Regions from separate parts of the Homo sapiens genome. Here regions 2 and 3 are each linked to region 1. A link is a loop called in an ENCODE intact Hi-C map of the cell type or tissue named here. Cell type or tissue: PC-9. All regions are shown on one strand. Each heading gives the region's core, and the rest is flanking DNA. Links, peaks and the distances in the headings are about the cores only.

Region 1 (4,289 bases), core at 743-3,242:
GACAGAGCAAGACTCTGCCTCCAAAAAAAAAAAAAAAAAAAAGGGCCAACAAAACCCAAAATACCAAATGTCCTTTGACAGATGAATGAATAAACAAAATGTATAGACATACAAAGAAATATTATTATTATTATTTTTTGAGACGGAGTCTCGCTCTGTCCCCCAGGCTGGAGTGCAGTGGCACGATCTCGGCTCACTGCAAGCTCCGCCTCCTGGGTTCATGCCATTCTCCTGCCTCAGCCTCCCAAGTAGCTGGGACTGCAGGTGCCCGCCACCATGCCCAGCAAATATTTTTGTATTTTGTTTTTTAGTAGAGACAGTGTTTCACTGTGTTAGCCAGGATGGTCTCGATCTCCGGACCTGGTGATCCGCCCACACCTCGGCCTCCCAAAGTGCTGGGATTACAGGTGTGAGCCACGGTGCCCGGCCAGAATATTATTAAGCCTTAAAAAGGAAATTCTGACACATGCTGCCACATACGTGAACCTTGAGGACATTGTGCTAAGTGAAATAAACCAGTCACATAGAAAAACCCAAACACTTTCAGTAGGTTTATGATTTTACCTAAACGAGTTGTCTAGAATAGTCAAGCTCACAGAGACAGAAAGTAGAATGGTGGTTGCCAGGGGCTGGGAGGATGGCGGGGATGGAGAGCTGTTGTTGAATGGATAGAGTTTCAGTTTTACAAGATGAAAAAGTTCTGAAGATTGGTTGCATAACAATGTGAATATACTTAACACCACGGAACTGTACGCTTTAAAATGGTTAAGATGGTAATTTTACGTTATGTGTATTTTACTACAATTTAAAAAATCGTAAAGTTGCCGATAGTCAAATGAATAAAATGAGAAAGGGGGAAAAAAGCGACCCCCCCACCCAAAAAAAATCACCAACTCCTAGCCTAGGTTTCTCTACAAAGTATCTAACTATATAAGGAAAGTTCAAATGGCAAATTATTCTAAGCTTCTTATTTGTGTTGCAGAGGCAATTCCTTGCCTGTATATTTAGTCACAGTTAAGTCTTATCTTAACAACTCTCTCCAAAGGGGACTGGATCTGCACTCAATCAAGTCGGACTGAAGATCTTAGGTTCATTCATTTATTCTAATGGTCCCGTTAGTGTTTCCATAATGTTTTGATTCCTTGAGATCTTAAACCATGCCCTTACCTCAAATGTTGGGCTATGTATGGATACCCTTTGGATAGGCTCACAGCAGTAGGCTGCAATTTCTTTCTGTTACCCTTTTTATTTGGAATGACTCCTATGCGTAGATAAATATTGCCGTATTCCTACGAAGTGGGCAGCTCTGTGCTCCATGCGGAGGGGAACTCAAGCCAAGCACTACAGCTGTCCCTAAGTGCCATCTGCCATGATCTGCCGTGGCTTCTACCACCCCCTTTTTTGTGTGTGTTAGGAGGAAAATGAAGTTCATTTTCAATGCTAACTGTCAGTGAAGAAATCACTATGCTTGGTGTCTTGAATTAGTTGGATTGAAAAAAGCTTTTTCATATCTGAAGCCAAAGAACAGACTATATACCCCTTTTGTCACACACCCATGTTGCTTCTCTGACTGGGGTGTGGAACTAACGAGTGCCTATGCCTCTTTGTTCAATTGAACAGAAGCAACCAAATTGCCCATTCAGTTGATGATGGATTAGCCACCTGGATGGTTGATATTGGATTCTCTGAGATAGTCTGCAGAGTTGATTCTGAGATAAGAACAGTTCTTAATTGTATCAACTAACTGAATCCACAGTCTGTTTTAATTCAAGATCCAAGACACATTCCTACCATTAAACATATGGAAGACAGATAGAAAGAAATCTCATTTATTTTCTCGCCATATAAATAGGAAGGTCTCTCCCTTGAACAATAACATGTACAAATAAGGAGATTTTTGAGCAGGGGCTATTCCCTGACCATGTTTAAGCACAGATCTGTTTAAAATTAAAAGTTACATTCCTGTTATTAAAAGCTCATCCTCTTTTAGAAAATACCCAATCAGTTCAGGAGGGAAAAAAATCCTTCACTGTGCACATTATTAACTCATGGAAGGCTTTAGGTTTCCACATTCCCCAATAATAAGGTCAGAACTGACTCTTGGACTCTACCCCAAAACCTCAACTTCCTGCTCTGCAAGAAGATTTACCTCAGAGAAGGAATAGGTCTCAACTGTTGCCAAAGCAAAGACATTTATACGAAATCAGTCAGATCAGGGCAACTGGTAACTCTATTCGATGTGCCACATTCTAAAAGACAAAGCGCAAGAAATACGAACAGTTTTCTGTCTGATTGTCTACAAATGTGTGTGTGAGTAGGTACAGTAGATTTATTGAACGCTGTCCCAGAAGTGAGATTTCCAGATAAGACATTTAAAAATATCCTTCTAGATGCTATTTTTAACATTATCTTATTTATTTAAAATTTTGTTTATATTCAATCTTGTTAAGCTTATTATAAGGGCAAAATTAATTCTTTTTGGATGATACAATGTCATCGTGAACACTAATTCTGGTGTTAATAGAGAAAATGGAAACAAAGAGGCCTCTTCATTAAGCAGTTTCAAAACAGTGAACTGAGCAACCAATTTTGCAAATCTTCCCCCTGCATGGCCCATAACTAAAAATATAGTCACTCAAACATCGTAGAATTGGAGACGGAAAAACAGCTCAATGGAATGAAACATAGAGTTCAGAAACAGACCCAAACACAGGCAGAAATTTGGATCTCACAAAGTGGCATTTCAAATCAACAAGGGAAAAGATTAATTATTCAGTTCGTGGTAGTGGTACTGTTGACTAGCCACTTGGCAAAAGAAAGAAAGCTAGATCTCTATCAAACTCCTTGCCTCAAAATAAACTGTAGAAGGATCAAATATTACAACGTAAGGAAGCTAAACTCTAAGAGCACTAGTATAGAACACAAACAATGCTTAATATGTAATATTAGGACAGGGAAGTTCTTTCTAAAAATACAATTCCAGAGGCAGAAATATGAGAGGAAAGATTTCTGAGGTTGATTGCATGAAAATTTTAAATTTCTATGGGAAAAATACATGCAAACTTTAACAACTGGAGAAATATTTGCATAAAGTGTGAAAGTTAATTCCTTAATTTATGAAGTGGTCTAAAAATACCCCCCAAAAACCTCATCATCCAATTAAAAATGGGTAAAAACACAAACTGGAGCTTCGCACAAACACAAAATTGACTAACTAATATAGGAAAATATACTCTAACGTCAATGATTATAAAAATGTAAATCAAAACAATGAGCTTTTTTTACTCATTGGGTTAGCAAAACTTTTAAAAAGTTAATATACAGGATAGCAACTATCAACTAGCATTCTTATATGTTGCAGAATATTATATATATCCAAATAGGTCTAACATTTCTGGTAAGATTTGTAAACATTTTGAACAATCAATTCTACCTTTAGAAAGTTATCCTGTGGAAAAAAATACCCAGATATATGAACAGACCATCCAGTGCAGCTTTGCCTTCGTAAGAAATTGGATAAAGATGGAAATGCAGGAGTTGCAGTTAGAGAAAGACAGAAACTAGAAAAATAATCATTTAAATTAGCATAGGGAACTGATTTAGTAAATGATAATTCATATGATGGTAAACAATGTAATCATTAAAAACTGAGTCGGCCGGGTGCAGTGGCTCACGCCTGTAATCCCAGCACTTTTGGAGGCAGAGGTCGGCGGATCCCCGAGGTTAGGAGTTCGAGACCAGCCTGGCCAAGATGGTGAAACCCTGTCTCTACTAAAAATAAAAAATCAGCCGGATGTGGTGGCATGCATCTGTAGTCCCAGCTACTCTGGAAGCTGAGGCAGGAGGATCGCTTGAACCTGGGAGGCGGAGGTTGCAGTGAGCCGAGATTGCGCCACTGTACTCCAGCCTGGGCGACAGAGTGAGACTCTGTTTCAAAAAAAAAAAAAAAAAAAAAAAATTGAGTTGTATCTGCATGAGCTAATGTGAAGTACCTTGAAGATGCATCACTAAGTGGAGAAGCGACATACAGAGTAACTGTAGATTATTATAATTTTTATAAATGTTCACATAAGCCATGCATCTATCTACTGGGATATGCATATGCCATTTGAGGAAAGGATCTAACAAAAAATGAATAACAATGGTTAATTTTAGAAAGGAGGATTGAGAATTGAAGGTAGAAGCTTTTAACTTTGTGATTGTGTGCACAGCTTAACGTATGAAGTTTTTCCATGTACATATATTACATTTAATTTGAAATTTTTAATTAAAAAAATCAGTCCTGTTTC
Region 2 (4,289 bases), core at 1,000-3,499, 110 kb after region 1:
ACATTAAAATCCGACTCTACTTGTATGGCCAAGAAAAATTTCAGGCAGGTAGAATTTAAAATTTTAAGTCTGTGCAGTACTGGAGCTCCTATCAGTAGGTACCAGTAAAAAGTAAATTAATATCACTTCTGTAGCCTGTCTAGAAAAAAGTGGCAAAAGCATAATTAATATAAAAATATAAATACCCTGGCTCCTTTGGCATACTTAACATTTTGTATTTTAATTACTTTACAGAATCATTGCTGCTGCTGGGAGTTATTTCAATAACACATTCATTTTTTTTCTATGCCTCCTAAAATGAGAAAAAGTGCAGGCAGTATAGGATAGTTTATTATGTCGTATTTCCCAGTAACTCTCTGAGCCACAGTTTCTGCATCTGTAAAGTGGAAATAGACTGCTAGCCAAGGCCGGGTGCAGTGGCTCAAGCCTGTAATCCCAGCATTTCGGGAGGCCAAGGTGGGTAGATCACTTGAGCCCAGGAGTTTGAGACCAGCCTGGGCATCATGGTGAAACCCCATCTCTACCAAAAATACAAAAAATTAGCCTGGCACAGTGGCATGCACCAGTAGTCAGGAGGCTGAGGTGGGAGGATTGCTTTAGCCGGGAGGCAGAGGTTGCAGTGAGCCAAGATCGCGCCACTGCACTTCAGCCTAGGTGGCAGAGTGAGACCCTGTCTTTTTTTTTTAAAAAAAAAAAGACTACTAGCCTTACTTGACTGCTAGTCATTACTTGTAATGATAAGAGGAAGTAAAGAATATAAAAACACTTTCTAAATATCCAATGCCATTTCAGCAGTCAATAAAAACAATCATTAACATTTGGAACATGAATGCTTAGAACTGTGCTACGTCTGTTTTGTTATTTAATCCTCACAACACAGCTAGCTACTGGCATCCCATTTTATGGACATGATGACTGAGGCCTAAGGACATGAATTTACTTTCCTCTAGTTATACAGCCACTAAGTGGTGAAGCCAGAACTCAACGCCCAGAACTTCCGATGTTGGAGGCACAGTTCTTTGTCACTCACTGTTTTGCAATAACTGTGGTAACAATTTAATATGAATGTGAGTTCTGGCATTAATCCACATTATCTAACTGCAAAATTTCAGGAGGTCTCATTCTCACACATGAGGCAGTTCTTAAAACATTTTGAAAGCCTATCCACTTATTCCTAAGTAGTTTTAGTTTCAAAAGTCCAAATTCCCATTTCACAGGTATCTTTCGATGATTCTGAACTCCGCTTTAACCTCACACGCTGCCATGCACTGTGTGGAAGAAACAATAGGCTTTCTTTGTGTTCTTTTTAAGCTTGGTGGAACTAACTACTCACAGGGCAACTGATGCCTCTGAACTAACCCCTTTCAGCTAACTCACAGATCCACAGCCGCATCCAGTGATTGCTATCACATCCAAATGGCTGGCAAGACTGTTTACTTATCCTCACTGGCAGCCGAAGCAAACAAAAAAAACCCTCATACTCCCAAGTGACCAGTATTTTCTTTTAAACCATGCTTTAAAAACTACCTTTATCACCCACACCCCACCTTCCTCCAAGAAGTCTTTATCTATCTTCTTGGAATTTAGAAATCCTGCTTCCCTAAAAGCTCAAAAACTGGATGTCTCTATCAGGACTGTTTTTTTCTAGTCTGGGAAAAATGCCTCGGTGAGAAAAGCATCAGATACATACTTTTAAAAAAGTGCAATGTTCATAAACCTGATTCAAAGATTATTTCTGCAACATTCCATGGATTTTATTTTTGGCATTTTTACAATGTGAAAATACAAAACTACCCATAGTCTCAATTTCAGGTTTGTCGTAAGAGTAAAAGAACACACACACACACACACACAAACACACACACACACACACACACATCTGGGAATAAATAAGAAATACATGGAGCATCTCAATTTTCAGATTGTCCATCTAACCCTTATCTGTGGCACTTTTATAGCAGTATTCACCGGGCACAATCAGCAGAACGCACAATGCATCGCTTGTTTTCAGCTCTATTCAAAAATCTCAGTTCATTCAATAAAAAAAAAAAAAAAAGCCCTTAAAAACAGCCCTTTAGCACGAACATTGCTATGGGAAAGCTGGGCTTATTGATTCACTTCTTCCTGCCAAGAGAACAATGCCGAGAAACAGAGCGAAATGTTTCCAAATAATTTTTGGCAAAAACTTGGAAGAAAAAAACCCCGCATATTTACCTGTACCCAGAGCTCCACAGGTGAGGCGGCAGTTAAAGCAGAAAATCTAATTCTTCTGGAAGTTTTTGTCTGGAACGGACTCCAGGGTCTTCCTTCGGAGCTGTCAGGTAAAACCCCCCTCCATGTCTGGGCTGTTTTCTTTTGCAGTTTTTCCCAGTGAAACTCTCGTCATTTGCATAAAACCTACTTGTAGCCTATAGGACTTTTTGAGTAGCTACTTGTTAAATCGGCTGTCTTGACATGCTCTTTCAAGCATGACATCATAAATCTCCATGGAAACCCTAACCCCACCTGCCGACATGCCAACATTACCTGTCAGGCGAAGACTTAAACAATCGTCTGAAATTGTTCATTAATGAAACCTTCTTAGGGGCTTTGGATCTCTGCACAGTATAATTTGTGCTGTTGGCAGAAACTTAGCCGGGAACGATGGCTTCATTTTCAAAGCCTGAGCTGTTTTGCAAAAAACAATGATCAAAATTATAGGCGTTCGTTAATCTGCCCCTCCCTGTCTAACAATGCACTTAATTGGTGGAAGAAAAACCTACAGCGGCCATGCGTGTCTCTCTCTGCAGGATAAAGTTACCTTGAAAACTCAGGTCTTGAAAAACCTTCAATTGATACTTCTTTTCCACTCTGTTCTCCACCAGCCCCCTTCCTAGAACTTTTTACCAGCAAAACTTGCAAAACAGGTTCCCTGCCAGAGTGTGTATGTGTGTGTGTGTGTGCATTTCCCCTCGGCTTCTATGGCTGCAGAGGTGGTAGGAAAAGGTGTGGAGAACTTTTTAACTCCTTCCTAACATATCCAGATATTTTGCATGTCTATCCTAGTTTATGTAAATTACCAGAATTACGCTGAAATCTATTCTAGGCTTTGGGAAATGGTCCGTAGGCTCTAAGATACTCAATATCTGAGTCCAGCCCTCTTTCTTCTCACCTCTAAATTCACTGCAGACACACCTCTTACTCCCCAGGTCTAAGACTGCTGACCACTAGGCACCAGAAAATTTGAATAGGACTGAGTTCAAACCCATAGGAGTTTATCATAATGTTATCAGGTCGCTGTCATATGCCACAGTACAAAGTTCTTCAGAGGAACTCAGCAGGGAGCTGAATGGAAGCTGAGAAGCACTTCTGAGGAGGCAGCCGCGAGCAAGATGTGACACTGCAGAGTTTTGGAAACAGCAGTAGCTGAAGGAGCAGTCTGCTGTTAACTTGCCACGGATCCCATTGCAAACTGCAACATATTCAGTGCATCTGTCTTCAAAGGTCAGAGAGCAAACATTAACCTCTACACCTTGCTGGGTGCACCCAGGTATTTACAGAGAGCAATCATAGGTTAAAAAAACTCAGAATGACTCTTTGCATAGCAGGGAATTGTAAACGCTTTGGATCCTCTCCTCCAATGATTCTGTAAGCGTTGCATTGCCGTAGTTCACTGTCAACAGATGGGAGGTTACCTTTGAAGGCAACCAAGAACTACCTTGGTTTAATACCGCAGCCAGAGTTGGAGCACTCCTCGGAGGCAAGACTATTGTCAGAGATTCAATTAATGTCTCTGTGAGATGAAAATACATCCAGATGAAGCCCACACTTGGGCTTTATACTCAGTGGGGCACAAACACAACATGAAACAAACAAAAACCAGATATAACCAGATCTAGGCTTGATTCAGTCAAATCTGAAGATGGGGTGGAGGCACTATTCAATTACAGTTATTCTTCAAAGTTCCATTAGAGAGAAGAGCAAGTGCAAGTTGATTCAGCAGTCAGAGTGGTTATAAATTATGCCAGATCTTCCCTTTGGGTTATTTAGGAAATTACAGTATCTCAGCTTTTGCTTATTGAATTCAGGCTTGGAAAAGAGAGCGAGAAGAGTCAGAATGTAAAGGCAAATGGAGAGAGTCCAGAAAGAATTCAGATGGGAAAGCAACTCCATTAACCGTTTCCTCAGTGGACAGGCAGAGGTAAACCCAAGAGAAAAATTTGTAACCAGCATTGACATTATTATGATCAAGACAGAGAGATCTTGAACAACTTAGAGCTGGGAAAGTGTTTGGCAACAAGGATCCCAGC
Region 3 (4,289 bases), core at 1,039-3,538, 120 kb before region 1:
GGAGAGAAGCTGACACTGGCATGGATAAAAAGTAACCTTCCCCGTGATAAGTCAATTTCTCCTCCCCTTGGAAATTAGTCACTGAATAACCTCAGCCCACATCCAACCACAGGCTACCTCACGGGTGACTCAGTCCTTCAACAACTGCTTACAGGGAAAACACCAATGAAGGAACTTTAAACGGCCTAGGTAAATGGGTTAACAGCAAAGGAAATATTACAAAATATATTTCGCTGAAGGCAAACAGGATCATTAGAAAGGGCAAACAACCAGCCACCGAGAAATGAAACTGTCAAAAAACCCAACATACTCAATCCAGAGGAGCCAACTTTCAGATCAGTTTTCTGTTGACTTAAAGGTGCTACTGCAAAAACCTAGACCAGCACCCAATACCCACTTTGCTGCCAGACTTTTGAAGTCTGGGAATTGGCAGCTGAAGGAAACGTAAGCCTCTTCTCCTGGTTTAACACCAGAGGGAAAACATGAGGGAGATAAGGAGGCTGTCTATTAATTAACCAGCCCTGTTTTACCACGCTGAACTTTGGGTAGCAGCCATTAATCAGTCCTACATAGCGCCGGGCAAGGAACTGCAATCACCCTGGAAAATACATCTGAAACGAGAAGGAAAGATAGAGAGGGCAAACCAGGGCTGTGCAGAGGGGATTCTGGAAAGGAAACCAGAGCCCTTCTGCCCCACCCTAAACAAGATGAAGGACGAGAAGGTAGGCGATCCCCAGAGACCTCTGGCTACAACCGCTGTCAGCACAGCTGGTATCTTCCAGGGGAACAGGTACAAGAAGGTGCGTGTCCACAACACGAAGTGACTTGTGCAGCTCTCAGCGGAGGACTGGCATTAATGCATTGCTAGCAAAAGGTGGGGGAGAAAGGAAGCATCTCCTGCGCTCCCAGGCAGGCTCTGATTACCATCATGTTTTCTGAGCCCTTGGGGACTGGGTGGAACCGAAAGCTATCCAAGTGGGAATACGGTGACAAGGAACTCCACTCACTGGGCTGGAAGCCCCACTGGCTTCACGCCACACCCAACTACCACGCTCTGGGCAGCCTGTGCATTTTTAAAACATTTTAAGGCTTTTAGAGGTTGTTCTTGCTGACCAAAAGAATTCCATGACGTCTTTCAAGTTCAAATCCAGTCCTTTGCAGGCTTTCTAAAAAAACTGTTTACTGCCATCAAATCACTTTGTGGTTATTAAAGAAGGGGGCAAATGGAGCACGTGACATTGCCACCCTCCTAAGATGTCTCACTAGGAAAAATATTTGGATGAAGTGGTTGTAACAGATGCCACCTAAGAGGTCGGAAAACAGTAGAAGGAATGTGGAAGCTCTTGACTTTTAATCTAATCAGCAAGGGTTTGTTATTTCTCACCAGAGTATGGGAGGCACACACTATCAGCTTCTGATGAATCTGGTATACATTAGGCAGGTTTTGTTTTGTGTCTTCAGTCAAGCACGTACTTTCCAGGAAGGGGGATGGAGGAGTGGTCCCCCTTGTCTGATTAGGCCACGATGCCGCCCCTATCACATCCTCCAAAGACCCTGTCTTATGGCGTGAGGTGTGCTAACAGACATGGCTCTTATAATTCTTCTTTACCTGCTTATTATGGGCAGGGTTGCTTGTCCCAGTGACTGTATGTGAAGGGTCTGGGGCCAGGCTGTCCCCCAGGAAACAAACAGTGAACTCTCTGTCTCTCTGCTGCTTGGCTAAGCAAGTCATGCCATGTTCGACATGTTATCCCATATCTGCTATGGGCTAGGTGCTATGTGGCTCACGCCTGTAATCCTAGCACTTTGGGATGTGGAAGCAGGAGGATCCCCTGAGCCCAGGAGTTTGAGACCAGCTTGGGCAACATAGGGAGGCCCAGCCTATACAAAAAGTAAAAACTTAGCTGGGCATGCTGGTGCATGCCTGTGTTCCCAGCTACTTGGGAGGCTGAGGTGGGAGGATCACTTGAGCCTGAGAGGTTGAGAGGCTACAGTGAGCCAAGATCACACCATTGCGCTCCAGCCTGGGTGACAGAGTGAGACCCTGGCTCCAAAAAAAAGCAACAAAGGGTAAAACCACAAGAAACCATGTCCATTACGCTAGAGAGAGGTGGCTTCTGTTGACCCTGTTACAATGAGAGTCGGTCGGTTCAATGCGAGAAGAAGTCTAGTTTACCTCTCCCTTCTCTTCCTTCCTGCCAGGTTCACAGCAATTTCCTTTCACTTTCAAAATGCTCCAGGGCACTGTCTGTAGCATGCATGCATGGATTCGTCATTACAAGAGCAGTAATTCACTGTCAGGAGTTTGAAAGCCAGCCCAATCCTGCGGTGAATCAGGATGAGTTAAATGCTCTTTAGCAAGCGCCAAGCTCACCCAAGAGAGGTGGAGTTCAATCTCCAAAGGCCCCAGAGTACCTGCTAATGAACCAGACAAGCCAATTTCCTAAACAATATCCTGGTGCCATCTAGGACCCAGTGGCTTTATCTCAGTGGAAGGCACATTCTCCAGAGAAGGGCTCTTTCAGGCTAACTCACCATAAAGTTTGGTTCAGTATGAGTGTGTGCAACCACTAACACCCCCACGCTTTGGTTTGATTACATCACCAGATCCTTCTCTGCCTTCTCTACCTTGGGACATTACAGCCATTACTACGTTCCTCTTCCCAGCAGTGTATAAAGTGTCCCACTCTTCATTTTCCCTCTTCCTTTCATTGACTAGGCCTAAAAGCAAAGTGGAAGCAATGTATTCTTTCTGAGTCAGTGTTAAGAATGGACGTGCTAGGAAATATTCAGGATTACCTCAACAGGAAGTAATTTTTATGCTCTGGCAAGGCCAATAGTATTGTGACACATATTCATTCCTATTTTCCCTTTCATATTCATTTCTTCATTGGCTTTAAAAAAATTACATTTGCTCAAAGAAAATCTGAACTGTGCCTATAGATATGAAGATGATATTAGGAAGGGAAGGGATTATTACGTTGAAAAAATTTCAAATTCATCTTGTTTGCATTGGTAAAATTGGGAAGATTGCCATTTGTAAGGTTTTAGTTAGCCTATTGTTTCATTTGATTGTAAACGGAATGTCTCCCAGACATGAGACAGACAGACAGACAGACTGCTGCCAAAATTATTTAATTCCCAGGAAAGAGATGGTCCAGTCAGCGGTTAGCTTATGGCTATATTTAAGATGAGCGTTATTTCTATAAATCTTTTGACAGAGGAACTCTACTGAGCCCTCCAGTGGCCAGACCTGGCTGACCAGTCCTGGGTCCAACAGTGATTAAAGATCTCAATCTGGAGCAGAATAGAGAAGTAATGTTAAATAAATCATTTCGCTTCCAAGCCACAATCAATAATTGTGCAGTGCTGTAGGATGGATAAAAGAAAAATGTCCTTCTCACTGACACTCAATCTTCTGCTGGGCTACTCCCATGTTCCCCAGGCCAAGGACAACCTCCTTTTGTACCAAAAATAGTTACAGTTTGTAAAATGATATCTTTTTTATGCCACTTGCAACAGATGGTACAAATAATTCCTTCTCTTATCTCCATCTCTGCACATCCACCCATTTCCTGGACGAACCTTGTTCTTTTATGCACAGCTCCCTTTTAATGTTTTCTAGATTGGATGCTAGTAAGTTATCTGCGGCACCCAACTACAACTTTTTAGCGCCTTAGACTTTATTTTTCTCTTTATGACAGTTCTTGAAACTACTATGTAACTTGTCAACCACATGTTGCCATATAGGATATACTGCTTTATTTGCTTGTGACACTTCATATTCTAACAAGAGATTTTAAATCCCCGTGCTCACCATACCCCACCCACAAACACTCCAATAATCACATAGCAGTTTGCAGTTTACAAAGGGCTCTCAATTGTGACATTTCATGGGCTCCAGAACTCAGTGAAAGACATAGAACAGGTGTCTTATGTCTTTTTGAATAGTTGGGAAACAGAAGTGCAGGGAGTTAAGAACCTCACCCAGCTTCCCATAGCTGCTAAGCAGTGAGGCAGCAAGAACCCCAGCTTCCTCGGTTGTTTGCGTGTGACCTGCTGTGCACTTCAGGACACTGCAAGCTATTCTGCAAAGAACGATGTTCCTCATGCCTGCCCACGCGTGATCACTGATGGATTCCTTATTCGATTTCTGGCCATGGTGTGAAACATGAACAAGTCTGTTGAGAAGTACCTCACTCCATTCACAGGTCCAGATTTTCACAGCAAAGGAAAAGAATCACTGGGGCATCTCACTGGGCTTCGGCTCGAATGATTTAGAGCCTCTC

Evidence for each region. A loop is a pair of places that touch in the nucleus more often than their neighbours do. Peaks named below come from ENCODE experiments on the same cell type or tissue, not always from the same donor. Only the 100,000 strongest peaks of a DNase experiment are listed, where the experiment ranks them.
Region 2: a loop joins it to region 1, with 2.8 times the contacts of the local background. A loop is called at or near these places in 4 of 110 quality-filtered maps.
Region 3: it touches region 1 in a loop (12-fold over the local background); 2 of 110 quality-filtered maps call a loop at or near these places.

The regions. Positions count from the first base shown.
Region 1 is chr10:24,342,322-24,346,610 of GRCh38, reverse strand. The region is part of intron 2 of KIAA1217; the gene reads right to left. Among named protein-coding and RNA genes, the nearest start is that of MIR603, 69 kb to the right of the region's middle. In PC-9, for the core only: no CTCF peak of the experiment used is centred there; a DNase peak (open chromatin) is centred at 2,130; H3K4me3 peaks cover 478 bases; H3K27ac peaks cover 1,665 bases.
Region 2 is chr10:24,237,263-24,241,551 of GRCh38, reverse strand. The region is part of intron 2 of KIAA1217; the gene reads right to left. Among named protein-coding and RNA genes, the nearest start is that of KIAA1217, 30 kb to the right of the region's middle. RefSeq lists an enhancer at 3,279-3,804. In PC-9, for the core only: no CTCF peak of the experiment used is centred there; DNase peaks (open chromatin) are centred at 2,471 and 2,881; H3K4me3 peaks cover 2,402 bases; H3K27ac peaks cover 2,031 bases.
Region 3 is chr10:24,462,264-24,466,552 of GRCh38, reverse strand. The region is part of intron 5 of KIAA1217; the gene reads right to left. LOC105376455 (a long non-coding RNA gene) reads left to right here and starts at 167. Exons shown (of 3, transcript XR_930755.4): 1 at 167-800. RefSeq lists an enhancer at 3,584-4,085. In PC-9, for the core only: no CTCF peak of the experiment used is centred there; DNase peaks (open chromatin) are centred at 2,242 and 2,802; H3K4me3 peaks cover 316 bases; H3K27ac peaks cover 2,409 bases.